Linked DNA regions of Homo sapiens: region 2 is linked to region 1. Evidence: chromatin contacts called from ENCODE Hi-C or POLR2A ChIA-PET data. All regions are on one chromosome and are shown on one strand. The core of a region is the stretch at or near the end of the contact, and the rest is flanking DNA. Distances in the headings are between cores, read along the strand shown. Region 1 holds the start of LINC01937 (long intergenic non-protein coding RNA 1937). Region 2 overlaps TWIST2 (twist family bHLH transcription factor 2).

The links. A loop is a pair of places that touch in the nucleus more often than their neighbours do. ChIA-PET counts read pairs that join two places held with the same protein, here RNA polymerase II (POLR2A). Pooled maps may share reads with other maps.
Region 2: a map of aorta shows a loop between it and region 1 (2.2-fold over the local background). The contact joins the enhancer-like site here to the promoter of LINC01937 in region 1. A Hi-C loop is called at or near these places in 1 of 168 maps with a recorded cell type or tissue (aorta) and 4 of 50 pooled maps. POLR2A ChIA-PET finds 5 or more read pairs at or near these places in 1 of 52 experiments (MCF 10A).

What each region holds. Positions count from the first base shown.
Region 1 is chr2:238,718,432-238,721,532 of GRCh38, reverse strand. It overlaps LINC01937 (long intergenic non-protein coding RNA 1937), which reads right to left and starts at 1,544. Exons shown (of 3, transcript XR_924050.2): 1 at 1,112-1,544.
Region 2 is chr2:238,862,924-238,866,238 of GRCh38, reverse strand. All of the region lies in intron 1 of TWIST2 (twist family bHLH transcription factor 2), which reads right to left. Among named protein-coding and RNA genes, the nearest start is that of TWIST2, 16 kb to the right of the region's middle. RefSeq lists enhancers at 850-1,467, 1,737-2,031. Within about 2 kb of position 1,883, at least 20 of the 41 ENCODE cell types and tissues checked have a DNase peak (open chromatin) inside an H3K27ac peak, as active enhancers do.

The sequences.
Region 1 (3,101 bases), core at 295-2,794:
ACTACCAATTAGCCATTTTATTTGTTTTAATTTCCAGCTTTCCGTACTCTGTGTCTTTTAAGTTGTTTGTGCCAGAACGGTGCTATGTGTATCAGATGCTCAGTAATTATCTGTGGAACAAGTCACTGGTCTATAATGATATTGTTGTTGTCAATCTACTTAAGAACCAAAAATAAACTCCTCTTTTAATTCCCCCTATATAGAATAAGTCGCTTTGCATGTTTCTCATTCTTCTTTAACAATCCCTGTTCTTCCTCCATCTTCTATAATTTACTCAGAAGTAAATACGCAGACTTTTATTAAGTATTTTTCTCATGTAAAGTACACTTTTCAAGTTATTTTCATCTTTGTCCTTCCATTTTATATTCTGCTTTGCTTTGGTGTATTTCCGGTTCCTCTCTAATGCTTACTAATTTCAATATCCACCTCTAGTCCTATACGAGGACTTGCTATCTGGGGGTGGTTGATTTTTATTTGCCCCTTGATGGTCTAGTGCAGGTTTGGAGAAACTCAGGAACGAGGAATAGTCGTGCAGTGTCTGAGCCTTTGCCCTCCTGAGAACTGCTTTTCAGTTGTTTTCATGCACACAGGTTGCAGTGCTCAGCCCTGCCCCATTCAGCTCTTGAGAGGCATTCTTCTGGCTCCAGCAGATTCAAGATGGGAGAGAATGGAGACGGGTCTCCAAAGCACTATGGAATGCAGTGCATTCTGTAGGTTTTTCATGTGTTTGGTCGATACAGACGCAGAACATGCAATGCTATGCCACCTCCCTGGCCCTCTGCCCCTCCTGCCTTGCCTCATGCTTTGAGGATTCCATCTCTTCTGAGTTGGAGGAGCCGCCACCTCCCAGTGCACCTCTTCTGTGTAATACTGGGTTGCACAATAGAAATCGTTATCCTCGTCTGAGTGTTGAGCTGGGAAGAGGGAGCAAGTATGGACTAGTAGGGTGGTGATTCACCTACCGTTTTGGTGACCCTGTGCTTGTAACCCATCATTGGGATAGGGCAGCACGGCTACATTAATGACTCAACCTCCTCCTATCCATTGGAATGTGAGGCTCCGCTTCAGAGGAAGAGAACACATCACCTGGAGCTGAGCTGCTCGAGCTTACCCTGCACCGTGAGAAGGCTTCATCAGCCGTTGTCCCCAGCAACCTCCACTGCTGATGGGTCTTCTACGCTTCATTTGCTAGTCACACCGCCCTCTTGTGGTGGGGCCGGGGGAGTGTGCGCACCGATTGGTTACTCGGAAGCATTCGCATTTGCTGTTTCCCTAGAAACATTTGTTAGGTGGCACAGGTGTCTCCTGTAAGTTTCAGGGGGCGTGAAACTTACAGAGAGCATATTCTCTCCTCAGACCCTCTCAAGCTTAAAAGGCTTTGTTCGGTTCATCCCTTTCATTCTCTGTTGAGGAGACCGAGGCCAAATCACCAAAGCATCTTGCTAAAGCCTTTAAATGTCCACATCAAAACCCAGGTCACTTTTCCAGGGTTCTTTCCCTTTACATACAACCTGCACCTAATCACAAGAATTGTTTCTGCCATTTAGATTTGGTGTGGCATCCAAGAAAAAACTTTCCTGAAGGGATTAGGATTCCAAATGTTTGGAAATACGCAGCAATTTGGCGTCTTCTGTGCATAATTGCAGTCTCCAGGCGACAGGCCGGGGCGCCGGGATGTGTGAGGACCAGGCTGCCCCACCCCCATGTGGATGTGTCTGTCCATGATGGGCGTCCGCCAAAGCCTCAGCCTCTGCTGAGACCCAGACACATAGGGACCCTACAGGATGAGGACGTGCAGCCCAGGCAGACACCAAAACATGCTCAGTTTCTCCAGTGCCACAAAAACTGCTCCTTTAGCAAATTCAACCTATCCTGCACATTAAGCTTTCGATACTTTTAGCTGTTGTCCTGTTTTACTAAATGTTTTAGCATTGCTGAGCCAAACCCACACATCTCCATTGTTTAGAATCTGAGCAAGAGAGGCAGAGGCCTAGATTCTTCAGCAGTTCTAGAAACTGGAGAGTTCTCAAAGCTTCAAACAATAACCTACATACTGCAAAACGTGTGAATGTGTACAAACCAATTTGTTAATTAGAATATTGCCTTAGGGTCAGGCATGATGGCCCACTCCTGTAATCCCAGCACTTTGGGAGGCCAAGGCAAGAAGATCGCTTGAGTCCAGGAGTTTGAGATCAGCCTGGGTAATGTAGTGAGACCCCATCTCTACAAGAAATGTAAAAATTAACCAGGTGTGGTGGAGCATGCTTGTAGTCCTGCTACTTGGGAGGCTGAGGCAGGAGAATCGCTTGAGTCTAGGATGTCCAGGCTACAGGGAGCCATGTCATTGCACTCCAGCCTGGGTGACAGAGTGAGACCCTACCTCAAAAACAAAAAAACTATGTTGCCTCAGAATTCACAACTTTTCTGGAAACTGTGAGGCTCTTGGGAAAGTATTTGTGTGCCTGTGTTGGGGGTTTAGATATATGAATTTTTCACATGATGTTGGCGTATGCAGCAATGCAACATTTCAAGGTCTGGAATCCCTTTACTGGTTTAAGAATATTAAAAGTTAACTGAATTTTCTCTAAAATCATCATATCTGATATGTTTACATGAAAAATCATTTTTTCTTGAAATCTAGTAATTTTTAAAAAATAATTAGTTCTGTGCAGAAGCTCTTTAGTTTAATTAGATCCCATTTGTCAATTTTGTCTTTTGTTGCCATTGCTTTTGGTGTTTTGGACATGAAGTCCTTGCCCACGCCTATGTCCTGAATGGTAATGCCTAGGTTTTCTTCTAGGGTTTTTATGGTTTTAGGTTTAACGTTTAAATCTTTAATCCATCTTGAATTGATTTTTGTATAAGGTGTAAGGAAGGGATCCAGTTTCAGCTTTCTACATATGGCTAGCCAGTTTTCCCAGCACCATTTATTAAATAGGGAATCCTTTCCCCATTGCTTGTTTTTCTCAGGTTTGTCAAAGATCAGATAGTTGTAGATATGCGGCATTATTTCTGAGGGCTCTGTTCTGTTCCATTGATCTATATCTCTGTTTTGGTACCAGTACCATGCTGTTTTGGTTACTGTAGCCTTGTAGTATAGT
Region 2 (3,315 bases), core at 634-3,133, 140 kb before region 1:
GTGCCCAGGGCTCAGAGGCAGCTCACAGAAGAGCAGGCAGGGCCCGTGCCATGGGGAACCTGGGCGGTGCCTGGCAGGCCTGGCCATCCTGCTGGCAGCAGGTGAAATGGGGGTAAAGGAACCTACATTCAGTGGGTCCCAGTAACACCAGATGCAGTGTGGGGTGCATCGTCCATGCTATTCCATTAACAGGTTAAGCGACGGAGTCAGATCAGTGACTGGGAAAGGTACCCCAGGCTAACCACACAAAGAAGGGCCTGAAGAGGGGACAGCAGATCCCGGGAGATGGGACCAGGAAGAAGGGCCGATCCGACCCCGGCGGGGCACTGTACGGTGGAGTGACTGGAAAGGGTTCATCACAGCGAATGGCATTTCCACCACACAAGGTGACATCGCACAGACTGTGGGGATTGCTTCCTACCTACACAGAGCATCTAAATTGGTGTATTCACTGGCACCACGTATAAAAAGGGACCTCTGAGCAGTGGTAGTGAGGGTTCTCTGGGTTAGGGGATGCCTGTCTAATGCCACAGCAAAAAAAAAAAAAAGTTCCAAAAGACCAGATGGCACAGCTGGCCCTGGCCCTGCAAATTCAAAGACTCAACCTGCAGGCATGTGGCTGGGCCACCCAAAGCCAGGAGACGCCAGGTGGGTGACGTGAGTAGGGCAGGGGTTTGATCTGCTCACTTCTGGACCCAGAGGCTTCTGTGCCCAGGCTGAAGCTACCCGATCTCCCGCAGGGAATCCTGACACGAGCGCCTCAGGCCTTGCTCCCAACACAGGAGCACCTGAGAGCAGACTGCAGGGGTGTAGGAACGCCAACAGGTGCCCGGCTGGATCCAGGCCCCCCTCACTCTCCGGGGTACTCCCTGCTGCATGGGGAGGTCCCTGTGCGCCGTCGTTTAAAGCAGAGAGCCCTGACATAATGACCCGACTCAGTAGGATGGGGCCATACTTGGCATGGAGGGAAAAATCTCATTTTTTAGATAATTGGACTGGCTGGGTTTGCTTCCTGGCTCTGCCCACAGCTCTGTCTATGCTCTCAGCTGAGGAGTTACGTAGGTCCCTCAGTTTCCCCTGCTGTGAAATGGGGGTGAAAGCACCCAGCTCACTGGACCATTCTGAGGATGAAAATAATTTTGCTTGCCCAGTGCTTGCATGCTTGCTGGGTGGACTTTCAACGAGTGGAGTGACCCCGTGTGGCTTTGCCATCGTTTCTCAAACCCTTTATGTCAGTTTGCAGGGGGAGAGAAGAGGCCCCTCGGGTGGCCAGGCCCACCGAGCCTGGCAGTAGATGCATCCTCCAGGTCCTCCCGGCAGGCCTTCCGGAGCTCTCTGCTCCTGGCGGATCTCCAGGCCTGGCCTGGCCACACACCCTGCACTCTGGACCTTCCAGGGGTCCCTAAGGAGAGGAAAACCCCTCACAGATGCTCAGAGAAGGGGACAGCCCCACAGGTGTTTCCCAGGGTAGGGTGCAGGCCTGGTGGGTGCCTATACCAAGTGGACCCCGCGGCAGGGTGGACCCCAGGGCAGTGTCCCCACAGAGCAAGCCACGGCCCCGCACCCTCCCACCTCCTCTTCTCCCGCACCTCGGAGGGTACCAGCCTCTGGGCCCCTGTCCTGCTGGTCTTGGCCGGGCCGGGTGGGCTGCCTGGTGCCCTTAGTTCTCCCCTCCCCAGGCTGACCTGGCCTGGGGGCCGGGTGGGGCGCGCCTTGGAACTGGGAGCCGCCTCCAACCCTGCACTCTGCTCCAGGCCTGGCCCATTCAAACCTTCCTGCTCTGTTTATTTGCACAGCCAGAGGACAAAAAGCCACGGCTCTGAGTCACTCCTGCTCCCAGTCGGCTCTGATTCATGCAGGAGGCCCGCGGAGGGGACTAACCCTGGCAGTTAACCTCTTGGTTTCTTTATGTCTCTACAGCAGTGAGCATCTGTGTCTTCGAACTGAGGATCAGGCCCCGATCGCCGCTCACAGTCGCGTGCTTGGGGTGTAATGTGGAGAAGAGAGGATACCACGGCACAGCCCGAGAGGTCCCCCCTCACCTCCAGCCCCTTCCCCCCATGCTGATGGAAACTTACAAATATTTCAGTCATCTCTCCGAAAAGGATTTGGTCATCTGGCAAAGGTGGTCCCAGAATTTGCCAGAAATATGCGTCAAATGTAGCCCAGGGTGTAAAGGAAGACAGGCTTAACGAAAATTAGATTATGGCGAAGAATCTGAAAGGAAATGAGAGATTCTGTGCCTGGTTGGTCTCCAGCCTCTGGGGAGGTGCCGCCTGGTGCTTCCTCCCTGTAGGTTCTGGAGAAGCTGGCACACAGGGATGCCCCCAGGATAGGGGGTAGACCTACTCTACGGCCGACCTCTCCTCAGTCCCACACATTTGTCATTCATCATACAAGGCCAGGGGGACACGTGGTTTTCATTTTTGATCCTGGTAAAAAGTGAATAAAACGTCTCTAGTAGCTAAGAAAGGGCTTTTTCTAGCTCCACTGAGTGAGTCGGGGTCAAAGCACCTCTTCTCAATTTGGGTTCGGGGAACAGCTAAGGGGTTCATTGAGGTTTTTTCCCACTTGCTTCCCCAAAGCTGAAGTGGTTTATGGTTAACAACAGATATCCCCAACTACGTAGAGAGGAGTGAAAAAAAGGCAGAAGAAATGAGGATGCTAACACTAACAGTGTGAGGATGAGCGCCAGTCCCATCATGAAGCGCCATTTGGGAACTGCCCAGCGGGTAAAGGCCAGCCAGGAGAGCTGAAACCGCACAGCCCTCACTGCCAAAGGACGTCGCCAGCTCCATCAGGGAGCCGCGCTGGTACATTCCGGGTGCATCCTTCTGAATTATCCTAACACGAAAGGCCTCTTCTGAAAATGATGGACGGGCATCTTTAATGTAGATTGCAGAAGATACAAAAATATATTCTGAAGGCCACTCTTTTGTATTACTTCAGCAAGTACCTAAGTCCTAACACCGAGTGGGGGTTGCGGTGAGGGCATTCCTATGTGGATGGCAGCTGTATTTTCACTGCACCACCTTATGATGGGACTGGGAGTAGTTGCCCTTCTCTGGAGGGAGGGTCGGTCAGCATGTGCCTGCCACACTATCTTTACAAAGCACTGGGCACCTCTGGATTTGTGTTCTCAAATTGCAGAAGTAATACAGGGCATCTGTAGAAAATCTAGAAATTAAAAAAAAAAAAACATAAGAAGGAAAGGAAGCTCTTTCATCAACTTTTGGTCCAGAGACATTCATTCTTGCCACTGTCTCTCCAGACAAACACACCCGTGCATGCACACACACACTTTGATCTTCCAAC